Regions from separate parts of the Homo sapiens genome. Here region 2 is linked to region 1. The links are chromatin loops, found by intact Hi-C in ENCODE. Cell type or tissue: psoas muscle. All regions are shown on one strand.

Region 1 (8,000 bases):
TTGTCTTAGATAACTCCACATATAGACCGTCAGGGCAGTCTAGGATGAATCAGCTCAGCTGGGGCCACTCCAGGCCCCCAGCTTTGGTTTCTGATTTGTTGGAGCAGCTGTTTGTGAAGGAACATTTTCATCTCCACCCAAACATACACTTGAAACTCTTTTTTTTTTTTAAATCAAATCAGCAAGGGCTGCAGAGTGACAACCCCACTTCGTCACCCCTCCACACCTGCTTCCCCAGACCCAACTCTCAGATTCTGACTTGTGGTTAATGGTCACTTGTTCATGTAGGGTGGGTTTCTTAGAACACAGGCACTATCAGCTCTTAAAGGGTGATTTGAGTCTCTACCTCTCAACTGCGTGCAGCATTAAGAAGCTTCTGCCAGCTTCATCTCAGTTTAAATGATCTTTGGTGTTTTACCCCGGCTTCCTACATAGTTATAGTGTAGAACACTTTCTTCTGGATTTAGCGATGGAACACAGCAACAAGGTCATGATTTGTCCAAATCTCAACGTTCATATTTATGTGATTAGATCTGAGGCTGTCATTATGCTGGTGCCATGAATATGGCCCCAGTAATACATTAGGCTTTGTGCCATGAACAGTCATTTTTTGAGTTCAGTTCATCCTCCCCTGTGGCAGGCAAGGAGGAGTGGGAGGTGAAAGGGGAGCAGGTTGTCACAAGCCTGTGAAGTTTCCCGAGACTAACGGGGCAGGGAGAAGAGATAATTCTTCCTCTGTCTTTCCCTCCCAGGTAAGGCAGGCTCCAGAGGCTCCCCTTGGGAAAGGGGTATCTGGGGTGCAGTGGACCTTCCTGTGCATATAGAGGTCCCACCAGCTACACAGAGAGTGCCCCAGCAGACTCTCTGGGCTGACTTTGGAAGGGCAAACCAAATTTTGCCAGCAGCTGCATTAAGCTGCTTGCACAGACCACTTTATTTTCCATGTAAGCTGGAATAATAGAAGTGGTTCCTTCCTTCTCTCTTTTTACATGTAAAATACTAATAGCTAAGACTTATTGAGTTGCTTATGCATGCCACAGGCTGTGAGACGTTTTGTGTGTTCGCTCATTCAAACCTCACCACCTCTGAGATGTGTCATTATCATCACCCCCAGTGTAACGGGGAGAAAGCTGAGGCCTGCTGAGGAAGGCCACGGCAGGGACTCCAGCTCAGGCAAGCCCGCCCTGAGCTCACTTCCCTCCCACCGATGTAAACTGCCCGGACAAAGCCTGTTTATTCTCTGAGTCTTCTTGTCTAAAACAAGACAGTCGATGTCGAAGGGGTCAGCTTCTCATGGCTAAGCTGGCCCTGCCTGAGAGAAGCAGGCAAAGGCAGAGTGGGAAGGGAAACATTTTAAAAACCCTCCTCTTTTTTTTTAACCAATTTACCATTTTAACCATTTTTTTTAACAGTCCAGTGACATTAAGTACTTTCTCGTTGTTACACGGCCTTCACCACATCCATCTTCCAGAACTCTGTCATCGTCCCAAACTGAAACTCTGTACTCCTTAAACACGAACTCCACATTCTCCCTCCCACAACCCTGGCAGCCACGATTCCACTTTCTGTCTCTATGAATTTGACTCTCTGGGTACCTCATATAAGTGAAATCATACTGTTACTTGTTCTTATGTGACTGGCTGATTTCACCGAGCATGATGTCCTGAGGTTTCACCCATGTTGCAGGAATCTCCTTCTTTTCTTTTTCTTTTTTCTTTCTTTTTTTTTTTTTTTATAGACAGAGTCTCACTCTGTTGCCCAGGCTGGAGTGCAATGGCATGATCTCTGTTCACTGCAACCTCTGCCTCCCAGGTTGAAGCTATTCTCCTGCCTCAGCCTCCCGAGTGGCTGGGACTACAAGTGTGTGCCACCACGCCCAGCTAATTTTTATATTTTTAGTAGAGATGTGGTTTTGCCATGTTGGCCAGGCTGATTTGGAACTCCTGACCTCAGGGGATCTGCCCGCCACAGCCTCCCAAAGTGCTGGGATTACAGGCGTGAGCCACCGCGCCCAGCCAGAATCTCCTTCTTTTTAAGGCTGAATAATGTTCCATTGTATGTGGAGCACGTATTGTTTGTTCCTTCTTTCACCAGTGGACACGTAGGTTACTCCTTCCTTTCACTATTGTGAATAGTGCTGCTGTGAACATGGGTGCACAAGTATCTCTTTGACACCCTGCTTTCAATTCTTTCAGGTGTATCCTCCGAAGTGGAATATACTCACATGGCAATTCTATTCTTAATTTTTTGAGAAACCACCATGTGATTTTCCACAATGGCTGCACCATTTTGCATTCCCACCAACAGGGTACAAAGGTTCCAGTTTCTCCATATCCTCACCAACACTTGTTGTTTTCTATTTTGTTTTGTTTATTATAATAGCCATCCTAATGGGTCTAAGGGTGGGTCCCATCACTTTTGAGTCCCATGTGGCCCACTATTGTAGAATGGGGCTTGCATTTGTAAAAATTTCTGTTTTTCAAATTAAAAATTAATAACCTACCATTTTCACTGATTTATACGTAAAGTCATGAGAGGATGTGATTGTCACATCACAGATGAGGAAACTGAGACTCAGAGAAATGAAGCGATTTCACTGCCTCTCAGACGTCCAAGATGAAAGAACATCTAAGAGGCAGTGGCGGGCCCAGCACCGGGACACTCGGGCCACCCTGGCAGGGCTTGTCACTACCTCCGTGCCAGGCAGGGGTCAGCCGTTTACTGAGTTGTCCCATCGATTCCTCACACCAGCCTGGGAAATTAAGCATTCACGCCCTCACTTTACAGGCTGGAAACAGAAAGGGAGGTTAGGAGGAGGTCAGCATCTCCCACAGGGAGGGCAGGGCCGGCTGGCTCCTCCAGCCCTGGTCCTAGGAGCACTTCCAAGGTTTCCTTCCCAGCTGAGATCCAGCTGCTCACTGAAAGTCAAGCAGGATAAAGAAAATCAAGTGTTACTCACTGAACAGCAGTGAGAAGCGTAAGGGACAAAGGAAGGCCACCGAGTCGGGAATATCCCACTGCTATTAGCCAGGTCTCAGTGGTCTGTCCCAGAGGGAAGAAATGTAACCTCTGAGTCTTGTTTTCTTCGTGTTCAAGCCAAGGAAGCCAGTTGCCCAACCTCCCAGGTGGCCCAGAGGATTTAATGTAAGTAGCCTAATACAGGACCTGGCTCAGGCAAACATTACTCTCCTTCTCCTTCCCCTTAACAGGGGCTGAGTCCTGGCCGTGTCTGCCCAACCCCAGACAGAAGCGGCATCCCAGCCTGGGAAGGGAGAAGGGCCACAGAGTGTGGACTCATGAGAGGATGATTTAGGGCCAGCAGCAGTGTTCTCGGTGTCATTTGGCATGCCACCATTAGTCAGCTTCCACCAAGTGCCAGGGCCCTATAAATAGCTGCAAGGGTGACATTGCTAAGGCTTCTGCCTTAGAAACTCTCTGCAAAGGACACTGGATCACCCAGGAAAGTGTATTTGTATTCTAGGCAGATATAGAAGTTATGCCACTGAAAATAAAGATTTTATGTATTTGTACATATCTATCCTATAAATAAAATTTATATCCACCTTCCGGGGGTCCAGTCCCACCAGCTCAGTCCTCATTTAATCTGTATGGTGGTTATTAACAGTGTCTGGGAACGAACTGCAGACCTCTCTGAAATATCATCCTTGTCAGTCCCAGGCCTTTCGAGCAGAGCGAGATCTCCTTACTGGGGAATTATGGCGTTCATATTAGCACGCCTGCTAAGAAATTCTTATGCTGCGATACACACTTCCCTGAAGTGTTTCATGGAAATTAGATTTCGGGAGAACAAAATCACAGAGGGCTCCAAGGCTGCAGGAGGCGGGGATCCCTCTTTGTTACCGGTTTGCCCAGTAATTAATTTCTTCCCCAGCTCAATTTGAAGGAAAAGATTGTGCTCATTAATTTATCGTCCACCTGTTCCTGAGGATTATTTTGATTGCTTTTTAACAGGAGACTTTGTATTCAGTAGGGAGATTTAATATCATCCCAAGAGCTGGCATCTGAGTGCAGCGAGCCATGTTATTCTGAGTGATTTCCACCCAAACAAAAACAAGCGCACTCGGTGACTTTCACAGCAAGGCCCTGTCATTCGAACCCTCTGTGCAGAATCTCACGGGGCACCTCCCTTGGTGCCCTCTGCCCTGCCTCGCTCCCTTCTGTGGAGTTTAGGAAGATATTTTGGGGTATCTGGCTCATCCCATATCCCCTTGAGAGGTGACAGCGTGCTGGCAGTCCTCACAGCCCTCGCTCGCTCTCGGCGCCTCCTCTGCCTGGGTTCCCACTTTGGCGGCACTTGAGGAGCCCTTCGGCCCGCCGCTGCACTGTGGGAGCCCGTTTCTGGGCCGGCCAAGGCCAGAGCTGGCTCCCTCAGCTTGCAGGGAGGTGTGGAGGGAGAGGCGCGAGCAGGAACTGGGGTTGTGCGCGGCGCTTGCCGGCCAGCTGGAGTTCTGGGTGGGGTGGCTTGGCGGGCCCCGCACTCGGAGCGGCCGGCCGGCCCTGCGGCCCCGGGCTGTGAGGGGCTTAGCACCCGGGCCAGTGGCTGCGGAGGGTGTACTGGGTCCCCCAGCAGTGCCAGCCTGCCGGCGCTGCGCTCGATTTCTCACCGGGCCTTAGCTGCCTTCCCACGGGGCAGGGCTCGGGACCTGCAGCCCGCCATGCCTGAGCCTCCCACCCACTCCATGGGCTCCTGTGCGGCCCGAGCTTCCCCGACGAGCACCACCCTCTATTCCACGGTGCCCAGTCCCATCGACCACCCAAGGGCTGAGGAATGCGAGCGCACGGCGCAGGACTGGCAGGCAGCTCCACCCGCAGCCCTGGTGCGGGATCCACTGGGTGAAGCCAGCTGGGCTCCTGAGTCTGGTGGGGACGTGGAGAGTCTTTACATGTAGCTCAGGGATTGTAAATACACCAATCAGCACCCTGTGTTTAGCTCAAGGTTTGTGAGTGCACCAATCGACACTCTGTATCTAGCTGCTCTGGTGAGGACGTGGAGAACCTTTATGTCTAGCTCAAGGATTGTAAATACACCAATCGGCACTCTGTATCTAGCTCAAGGTTTGTAAACACACCAATCAGCACCCTGTGTTTAGCTCAAGGTTTGTGAATGCACCAATCGACACTCTGTATCTAGCTGCTCTGGTGGGGCCTTGGAGAACCTGTGTGTCGAAACTCTGTATCTAACTAATCTGATGGGGACGTGGAGAACCTTTGTATCTAGCTCAGGGATTGTAAACACACCAATCAGCACCCTGACAAAACAGGCCACTCGGCTCTACCAATCAGCAGGATGTGGGTGGGGCCAGGTAAGAGAATAAAAGCGGGTTGCCGGAGCCAGCATTGGCAACCCTCTTGGGTCCCCTTCCACACCGTGGAAGCTTTGTTCTTTCGCTCTTTGCAATAAATCTTGCTACTGCTCACTCTTCGGGTCCACGCTGCTTTTATGAGCTGTAACACTCACGGCGAAGATCTGCAGCTTCACTCCTGAGCCCAGCAAGACCATGAGCCCACCGGGAGGAATGAACAACTCCAGACGTGCTACCTTAAGAGCTGTAACACTCACTGTGAAGGTCTGCAGCTTCACTCCTGAGCCAGCGAGACCACGAACCCACCAGAAGGAAGAAACTCCCAACACATCTGAACATCAGAAGGGACAGACTCCAGACGCGCCACCTTAAGAGCTGTTAACACTCACCGTGAGGGTCTGCGGCTTCATTCTTGAAGTCAGTGAGAGCAAGAACCCACCAATTCCGGACACACCCTGTTTCCCCCACCCCTCTTTTGTACCAAAGACACGTGAGTCATAAACATCTAGAATGTTTTGTAAAAGAACCAGGCCAGGCTGGGCAGGGTGGCTCATGCCTGTAATCTCAGCATTTTAGGAGGCTGAGGTGGGCGGATCATTTGAGGCTAGGAGTTTGAGGCCAGCCTGGGCAACACGCTGAGACCCATCCCTATAAATGAAAAAAAAAAGGCCGGTTGTGGTGTTGCATTCCTGTAGTCCCAGCTACTTGGGAGGCTGAGGCAGAAGGATCACTTGCCCACAGGTTCAAGGCTGCAGTGAGCTTTGTGCCACTGCACTCCAGCCTGGGCAAGACCCTGTCTCAAAGAAAAAAAAAAAAGTGGGCCAATATTAAGCACAAGTAAAGAAAGCATACAAATACTTTCTGTGGCAAATCTGATTATCTGTAGCAAATTCAGAGGGCTTCAAACCACCAAATGAAATCTCACCCATCACCTCATTTTAAACTGTTGGTTATTTTTATTTAGACACAGGAATTATAGGTTGGTAGCATTCAGAAAATTATATTTAACCCTCATTTAGATTCAATCTGAATCAATTTAATGAAATGTGAATACTTTTCTAGATTTACAGAGAGAATAAAAAGAAATTTAGACCAGAGAGAAAAACATCTGATGTCTTTTCTATACCCAGGAGATATAATACCAGGCTTTTTTGCTGGTTACTAGGGCTATTTTCCTCAACGGTAATGGAGGGGAAAAGCCTAGAATCCCAGGAAAACATAGGTTGGGATTCAGGAGAGGCATGGGTCCTGCCATCCAGTTATTTCCCCCACAGATACCAATGGCCCAGGCGCTGTGCCAGCCCGGGAAGAGTCAGCAGCAAGCAGACCTTATTCCTTCCTCCTGCAGTTTCTAGTGTAGTGAGAGGCTGATGTTAGCTGAATTATCACAACAGATATGAAACTGCAAGGTACTACAGGCTGTAAGAGGAAATTTTGCCCTAACCTAAGAAAGTAGGGAAAGCTTCAGCAGCAGAAACCACAAGGACGAATGGTGTGGACTAGAAGAAAGTGGGTGGGGATGACTGCCTGAAGCAGAGAATAGCATGTGCAAAGGCACTGCGGCCAGCCAGAGGGGATGCAGTACAAAGGTCAATGTGGGTAAGATGAAAGCAGGTTTGGGCTCAGTCTGTCAAATACCTGGGGAGGTGAGTGGGGCTGGACTGTGTGGGATTTTGATTACGCCAAGTGGTTAATTTGATTTTAACCTTGAACATCTTGTAATCTGGACCCAGGCTGCCTGGGCATGAACCCTGGCTCTGCCACACACTCCCTAAGAGAACTTGGGCATGGCCTTTCAACCCCTCTGGGCCTCAGGGCCCTCAAATGTGAAGTAGGGGTAATAATACCACCTCTTCTGATGGTTGGTGTGAGGATTAAATTAGTTAATATATGGAAAGGGCTTAGGACAGTCCATGGAACATACTATACATTATTATTTTCTTTCATTATTATCTTTAACTAAAGCAGTTCTCACCAAGTCACCTCTAAGTGCTTTTTGGCTCTGATGTTTTAGATTTCTAAGAACCTTTTTGAAATATTCATAGTACAGTTGACCTTTGAGCAACACGGGTTTGAACTGCCCAGGTCCACTTATATAGGGATTATTTTTTCACCTCTGCTACCCCTGAGACAGCAAGACCAGCTCCTCCTTCCTCCTCCTCAGCCTACTCAACATGAACACAATGAGGATGAAGACCTTTACAATGCTCCACTTCCACTTAATAAAAAATGTATTTTCTTTTCCGTATGATTTTCTTAGTAGTATTTTCTTTTCTCTAGATTACTTTATTATAAGAACACAGTATATAATACACAAAACATACAAAATATGTGTTAATTTACTGTTTATGTTATCAGTAAGGCTTCTGGTCAACTGTACCCCATTAGTAGTTAAGCTTTTGGGGAGTTAAAATTTATACATGAATTTTTTACTGCGCAGGGTCGGCACCCCCGAGCTCCCGCATTGTACAAGGGTCAACAGTAACTCTCATGCTGGAGAAATGCAAAGGTGACGATGTCACTCATTATGTGCAGTGCAGAGTGAAGCCACGGGCTGGGATGAAGGGGCCCAGGGGAAGTGCGTGCAGTAGGAGGAGAGGGAGGTGGTGGGACCCCCTCAGAATGACCCAAACTGAGGGAGCAGAAAGGAGAGAAACCAGTAGCAGAGATGGGGAA
Region 2 (8,000 bases), 310 kb after region 1:
TTTCCAGAGGCTGCGTGTGGATGCATCCAATACTCTAGACCAAGGGGTGATGCCAGGCAGGGCAGCAGCGTTCTCCTGTCCCATGTTTCTCATTTGGTTGGCAGGGCATCCTAGACCTCTGGTTAAACTTCCCTGATGGAATGCAGTATTTGGTCAGAGCTGCTGAGCCCTCCCTTGTCTACACTTTCCTGAAGCACCATCTGTCTGTGGGGTAATCATTCTGCATTCACTGTCAACATCCCTCCTTTGAGGGTGGTGGAAACAAAGCAGAGATGGGTCTGCATCCTGGGAAATCAAAGCGGGCTTACAAGATCACAGGCTTTGAATTCTCTGCAACTTTTGACCCAGCATAAACCACATCATGACTTGTCTAATCTCAGTAGTTTATACTTGTCACTAAAAAGAGGACCTGTCTGTCACTGCATCAGTTTCCCCTTAAAAGGGAGAAAACACACAGATCTGTTGGTAGCACAGCCAGGATACCAGTGGCTACTGGGCGCAAGAGCCTTCTTCATACATTTGCATTCAGTACATTTCCATTTTTGAGCGGCACTGATGCTAGTGTAAATAAGTCTTATAATGTATGTAAATGTATGGGAGGGGGATTGTAACGAAAAACTTCCACTGCAGAGTAGGCGAAGCCAGTACAATCAATCTGAGTAAGTAGGGCGAGGATTTTTTTTTTTCAGCTGCATTTATTATTGAGCAACTATTGTAAGGCCACCAGCGCACTTGGTACCATAAGGATACAGAAGGAATATGACAGCTTTCCTTACCCTCAAAGAACCTGAAATCTTTTTGGATATCAAACATGGGCGAAGCAGGTAGCAAATGTAAAAGACCCCCAAGTGCTAACTGAATGTATCACCTACACAAGAACACTGGGCAGGCAGGGACCCGCTGTGCAAGAGGCATTGAGCCCAGCCTCCTAATCTTAGAGAAGTTAGACTCCAACACCCACTGCCATTGGCAGAGGCGTGGCTGGAACCCAAGGCTCTGGCTCCGAGGCCAGTGCTGCTCCCCACGTGTCATGCGGGGTCTCCTCCTTTCCTACTTGTCCCTGCAGCATTGGCCTCTCCTCTCCCCTGCACTGACACCTCACCTTCCCTGAGTGGTCTCCCTCCTGCTCACCAGTAGCTTTAATTACCCGGGGCCTTTTCACAACCCCAGATTTGTGCCTCCATCTGTTTGCAGATGCCTCCTCTTGGTATCTCACAGTAGCTTCATCATTTCCAAACCAAACTCCTCTATATTTCCTAGCACTGCTTCTTACCCTCCCCAGCAACTGTCTTGCATTTCTTCTCGGTGGACATCACACCTGTGTAGGAAGTGCTGCAGTCAGAAACCTGGGGCCGTCTTTGATTCTTCTTCCCCTTCGCACTCCTCCTGCTGCATTGCCAGCCCCTCCTAGCTGCACCTGTCTCCGCTCTGTCCCTCCGGGACCTGGACTGGGTCCAGCATGCCATCTTCCCATTGCTGCATTACTGAAATGGCCTCCTGGGCTCTCTTGTGCCCTCTAGTCTGCCCCCACCTTATAGCCATAGTGATATTTCTAGAATACAGGTCTCAGACTATCCTGCCGCTTCCGTGCCCTCCTGTTTTTGATCTTTCCCTTGTTCCATCTGTCTGGTACACCCACCACCGCTAGTCCCCATTGTTCCTTCTTGCCTCCCTTAGGTCTCCACCGAGGTACCACTTCCGTGTACAGCCTTCCTGGGGGCCCTGTTCTACGCGGGGCCTGTGCCTCTGGGCCGTTGTTCCCCACGCTTGTCTGTGGGTGTCTTTGCACAGCACAGGCCAAGATGCCTGGCCCCTGCTGTGTCTCTAGGAGCTGACTTTCTTAATACCAGGCCAAGGCCTTCGGTAGGGGTGGAGAGAAGAGAGTGGGACAAGACAAGCATCTACAGACCAGTGGTGGGTTGAGTGTGGGTGCTCCATCAGCCAGTGAACCTAGTCAGCCATCTTTGTAGGAATTTATTTCTAGTGACCAGACATATTCTGAGATGAATGGTTAGTACAATGTCTTAATTGAACTTTGGCTATTTAGTTGAGGGAGGGAGGAAGCTATCTTATCTAGAGGCAGTACAGCTAAATGACTGAGACCATAAACTCCAGCCCTGAGCTCCCCAGGGTGTGGATCCAGCCTCATACGAACACTAAATGTTCAGTGCCTTGGCTTCCTCACCTGTAAAATTGGAATAGTAATAGCATTGCAGGAAGATGAGCATATGTGCAGTGTCCAGAGTGGGGCTTGGCACCTCGTAAATACTGTGTTAGGCAGCAGTCACCATGGTGGTTCCTCCTTTTCATTGTCCTCCCCTCCCCCTCCTTCCCCTCCTCCTCTGCCTCCTCCCCTCCTCGTCCCCTCCTCGTCCTCCTCCTCCCCCTCCCTCTCCCCTCCTCCTCCTTTCCCTCTCCCCCTCCTCCTCCTCACTGTCCTCCCCCTCCTTCTCCTTGGGGGCTCCTCTTCCCCTTCCCCATTTTTACTGTAGGAGCAGGTATTTAAGATGATAATCTGCAGGTTTTGGCCTGGGAGTCCAGAACAAAACAGTCCTATGTGAGTGACCTCCTAGAAATGTATTCTTGGGTTTTTATGACATTTTGAGAATCAGGCTCTTATAATTTAGTTTAAATCGAGCCCTAGCCTGTCATTCCCACTCTGACTTACATAAAGGGCCAGATTTAGCTTTTTACCAGCTGCGTAACCTGGACAAATTGCTTAGCCTATCTTATGTGTCCTCATTGTAAGACAGGAATTATAAAATGCAGGAATGAGAGAGGGTCAATGCACAATGCTTGGCGCATAGTAGGTATTCGTAAATGGCAGGGCTTGTTCCATCTGCTTGGTACCTTGTCATGCCCTAATTATATGGGCATGAACTCACCCTGCACTAGTTTTATAGTAGGCATCGTTGATTGGAAGGAAGAAGGGAGGTTGAGGAGTGCTCACCCTGCACTAGTTTTATAGTAGGCATCATTGATTGGAAGGAAGAAGGGAGGGTGAGGAGTGTTACCTGTGGGCAAATCAATCTTATTTGTGGGCACAAAAAAAAAGTTTATTTTCTGGGAAAACACTGATGGTTGACCTGCAAATGTCAGATAATGACTACAGATGATGACTTTATTTTTACATGTAGAAAATATGCTAGAGTCACCAGCCCCACTGGCAGTGTTCACTTTTGATTTTATTCAGCTACAAGTTTAAATGATTTGATCCATTAGCTGGTGTACATAGAAGGCCAGATGCTGGGGTGGGGGTTGAGAGGTGGGAATTATCAGCCACAATGCTACAATCAAGCCTCAAAATAAAAATTAATGCGTAATTAAAAGTCTGCAGAGTGTGACTGTGGTAATTTCATTACTTGCTGATTTCGTATTCACATGTATCTCCTTACTTTGTAAAGCCAGTTGGTGGGTTAAATTCTCTCACCGTTGCCTATCTGCCAGGGTTCCCGCAAAATCAGTGCCAGTAGTAAATTGAAAGTTTCTTTATAGCCAAGTAATCTCAAAAGCCAAGTTATAAATATATCTTTTCAAAACTTTTTTGCAGTAAAAATTATTTAAATTGGGATACAGCTGCATTCTAATACATTTGTTGCAGCGTGGGGTAAGACTTGCAAAAGTACATGGGGCACTTAAAGGCCAGGAAGGTGTTCTGCTGGGTGGGTGGGGCTTGGACCCCCGGCTGCAGAATGGTTTCTCTCACCAGCCCGCCAAGGCTACAGTTCCTCCCTTCCTGCCATTTTCACGGCAGCCCTGATGTGATAAACCCAGCTGTATCGCCTCATTAGAGAAGCAACGGAAGCAAAAGCTAGCCAAGAGATGGGGGAGTCTTAGGCACAGTTTCTGTCTAATTACCGCACCTCTTGAGTAAAAATGCAGATTATTGGCAAAGCAAGTTGCATTTGGAAAAAATGTGTCATTTGGCCCAGGCCCTGAGGTTTACCCTTCTGCAGATCTCACTTTACGTTTTAAGTAAAGAACCAAAACGTCTCCAGTGGTGAACGTGCGTGCAGCACACAGTCCGCACTGGTCCAGAGGAGTGCTGGTGGAATAAACCCGGGGAGAGCTGGGTTCCCCGCCCCGCAGGGAGGGATTACTGTTGCGTATCCGCCTAATCGCATCTGCTCAGGAAAATGGCCAGCTGACAATGCTTGGCTCACAGGAGTCTGGTGGGAAAATTACTAGCCATGGCTTATTTCTGATTTGGGTTATATACAGAAACCTTTCTTATTTTAGTCACAGAAATCAGATTCCCAGTGGTGGAAAATATATATTTAGCTCTGTGGTCGTGCAGTTGTTATTTAGTCTGATTTAATGTTGATAAATTAGAGTAAATTGTTTGCCCAGATGAGTTGAATAAATTCTGCCAGAGCTTATATCTTATTCTGTTTTCACATTGAGTCCTTAATATGTATCTCTGTTTCATTGGCAGTCCTATTAGAGTAAGTCCTAGAAAAAGCTTGGTGGCCCTACCCCCTGCTCCTGTGTTAGTCAGTGGAATTAAATCATTTAACACTCTCTGAGGGGAGCTCAAAGGAGCCCTTAGGGAGAATCTGGTCCTAAGATGTCCATAAACCACCTAAGATGTCTGGAGAGCTACCTTCATTTTAATGGCTTTAATTTAACCACTCTAGAATTATTTCATTTAATCCACTTTCCCTATCTCGCTTCCCCACCCTCACAAATCCCCAAAGCCCTGGGAGTTTTTGGAGTATTTCCTTCCCACAGATAAGCAATACAAATATAAAATGAAGAGAGAAATGCAAACCCTTGGGAAAGGTCATGCCCATACTTTTCTCCCCTTGCATCTTGACTCCCTAACAATTTCTGGTGTGTGGGGTCTTTAAGATGTGCCCTCCCTCCTGCTCATCAGTGCATCCCCAGGGCCAAGTGTTAACTCTCCTAAGACTCGGTATGTATTGAACTGATGAATGAAGGTGTGCTTGAAGAACAAGTCAACTCATTCAGTGTCTTTGTTCCCCTAGGAGGACTGGAATGAAATTGACCCCATTAAAAAGAAAGACCTTCATCACAGCAATGGAGAAGAGAAAGCACAAAGCATGGAGACCCTCCCTCCAGGTACTGCCAGGGGCCAGGAAGCCATCTTGCTTTGAGCACGTGATTGGGAGTGGACTGAGCATGGCTCTTGGAGCAGGTGGTCTGTGGGGAGAGGCTGGATTCCATAGGTCAGCAGGAGACACCGCCCTAAAGCACTGCTTTGCCAACTTCCATCGGACCCATTAGTGGGTGGTCAAGTTAAAACTTTTATAGGAGGTGACCAAAATGTGTTGAAAAGAAAATAAAAATAGACTAAAGTAGAAAGTATATATTAGTATATATTAGTTCATGAAATATTTTTAATAGACTTTATTTTTTAGGGCAGTTTTAGCTTCAGAACAAAACTGAGGGGAAGGTACAGAGAATTCCTGTATACCTCCTGCACCCCCACCCCCAACACACATACAACCTCCTCCATTGTCAGTATCCCCCAACAGAGTGGTACATTTGTTACAATCCATGAACCTGCATTGACACGTCATCATCACCCGAAGTCTGTAGTTGACATTAGGGTTCACTCTCGATGTTACACATTCTGTGGGTTTGGACAAATGCATAATGGCGTTTAGCCGCCATTGTAGTATCATACAGAGTCGTTTCACTGCCTTAAGAGTCCTCCGTGCTCTGCCCATTCATCCTTTGCTCCCCCCAGCCCCTGGCAACCAGCGATCCTTTTGTTGCCTCTGAAGTTTTGCTTTTCTAGAATGTCAGGCAGTTGGAATCATAGGGTATGTCAGCTTTTCAGATTAGCTTCTTTCACTGAGTAATATATATTTAATATATATTTATTTTAATATATTAATATTTAATATATATTTAAGGTTCCTCCATGTCTTTTCATGGCTGGATAGCTCATTTCTTAATGAATTAACATTCCATTGTCTGGGTGTATTAGTTTGTTTATTCACCTAGTGAAGGACATCTTGGTTGCTTCCAAGTTTTGGCAATTATGATTAAAGCTACTATAAATATCTATGTACCAGTTTTCGTGTAGACATAAGTTTTCAGCTCATTTGGGTAAATACCAAAGGGTATGATTGCTGGATCATATGGTAAGAGTATGCTGAGTTTTGTAAGAAACTGCTAAGTTGTTTTCCAAAGTGGCTGTTCCATTTTCCATTCCCACCACAGTGAGTGAGGGTTCCTGTTTCTCTACATCCTCACCAGCATTTGGTGTTGCCAGTGTTCTGGATTTAGGCCACTCTAATAGGTGTGGAGTAGTATTTCACTTTTGTTTTTATTTCCAATTCTCTAATGACATATGATGTTGAGCATCTTTTCATAGGCTTATTTGCCATCTGTATATTTTCTTTTCTGAGGTGTTCACTCCTTTTGCGCATTTTTAATCCAGTGGTTCATTTTCTTATTGTTGAGTTTTAAGAGTCTGTATACATTTAGGATAATCGTCCTTTATCAGATATGGGTTTTGTAAATGTTTCTCCTAGTCTGTGGCCTGTCTTCTCATTGTCTTGATAGTGTCCTAGAAGATTTTAATTGATTAAAATCTGGCTTATCAATTATTTCCTTCATTGTCACGCCTTTGGTGTTTTCTCTAAAAAGTCTTCACCATGACAAAAAGGTCACCTAGATTTTCTTCTATGTTATCTTCTATGAGTTTTATACTTTGGTGTATTTACTTATTTATTTGAGACAGAGTCTCACTCTGTTGCCCAAGCTGGAGTGCAGTGGTGAAATCTCAGCTCATTGCAACCTCCACCTCCCAGGTTCAAGCGATTCTCCTGTTTAAGCCTCCCAGTAGCTGGGATTACAGGCATCTGCCACCAAGCCCAGCTAATTTTTGTATTTTTAGTAGAGACAGCGTTTTGCCATGTTGGCCAGGCTGGTCTCAAACTCCTGACCTCAGGTGATCCGCCCGCCTCGGCCTCCCAAAGTGCTGGAATTACAGCGGGAGCCACCACGCCTGGCCTACTTTGGTGTTTTACATTTAGGTCTGTGATTCATTTGGAGTTAATTTTGTGAAAAGTGTAAGAGCTGTGTCTAGGTTCTTTTTTTTTTTTTTTTTTTTTTTTTTGGCATGTGAGTGTCCAGGTCTTCCAGAAACATTTGCTGAAGAGACTCTCTTCTCTCCGCTTTATTGCCTTTGCTCCTTTGTCAGAGATCAGTTGGCAATATTCGTATGGTTCTATATTGGAGCTCTTTATTTGCTTCCATTGGTCTATTTTTCTGTTATTTTGCCACTACCACACTGCCTTGATTACCATGACTTCATGTAAAGTCTTGAAGCCGAGTAGTGTTAGTCACCTTTGTTTTCTTTCAAGGTAGTTTTAGCTATTCCAGATCTTTTGCTGTTCCATATAAATTTGTAAATTTTAGAATCAGTTTGTTAATATCCACAAAACAACTTGCTGGGATTTTGGCTCTAATTGCATTGAATCTATAGATCAAGTTGAGATTAACTGACATTTTGACCATATTGTCTTACTCCCCATGAATGTCAAATATTTTTTCATTTAATTCTTTTGATACCTTTTATCAGAATTTTGTAGTTTTCCTCATACAGAATTTATACATATTTTGTCAGATTTGTACCTAAGTTTTTCATTTTGGGAGTTTCTAATGTAAATGGTCTTGTGATTTTCACTTCACATTCCACTCCTTTGTTACTGGTATATAGGAAAGCAGTTGACTTTTGTATATTGACCTCACATCTTGTAACCTTGCTGTAATTGTTTATTAGTCCTAGGAAATTTTTGTTCATTGTTTCAGGTTTTCTGCACAGACAATCATGTGATCTATGAACAAATAGGATTTTATTTATTTTCTTCCAATCTTTATACTTTTTTTTTTGTCTTATTTCATTAGCTAGGACTTCCAGCACAGTGTTGAAGAAGAGTGGTGAGGGGTCATCTTTGCCTTGTTCCTGATCTTAGTGGGAAAGTTTCCAGTTTTTCACCATTAAGTATGATGTTAGCTGCAGG

What was found. Hi-C counts contacts between places; a loop is a spot of excess contacts. Peaks named below come from ENCODE experiments on the same cell type or tissue, not always from the same donor. Only the 100,000 strongest peaks of a DNase experiment are listed, where the experiment ranks them.
Region 2: it touches region 1 in a loop (2.0-fold over the local background); 5 of 110 quality-filtered maps call a loop at or near these places.

Annotation. Positions count from the first base shown.
Region 1 is chr1:229,861,046-229,869,045 of GRCh38, forward strand. It overlaps LOC105373162 (a long non-coding RNA gene), which reads right to left and starts at 5,917. Exons shown (of 4, transcript XR_001737830.1): 1 at 5,714-5,917. In psoas muscle, no CTCF peak of the experiment used is centred here; DNase peaks (open chromatin) are centred at 2,786, 3,276 and 4,393; H3K4me3 peaks cover 1,937 bases; H3K27ac peaks cover 5,396 bases.
Region 2 is chr1:230,173,230-230,181,229 of GRCh38, forward strand. It overlaps GALNT2 (polypeptide N-acetylgalactosaminyltransferase 2), which reads left to right. Exons shown (of 16, transcript NM_004481.5): 2 at 4,989-5,082. Among named protein-coding and RNA genes, the nearest start is that of GALNT2, 110 kb to the left of the region's middle. RefSeq lists a silencer at 2,745-2,972. In psoas muscle, no CTCF peak of the experiment used is centred here; a DNase peak (open chromatin) is centred at 4,082; H3K4me3 peaks cover 722 bases; H3K27ac peaks cover 1,315 bases.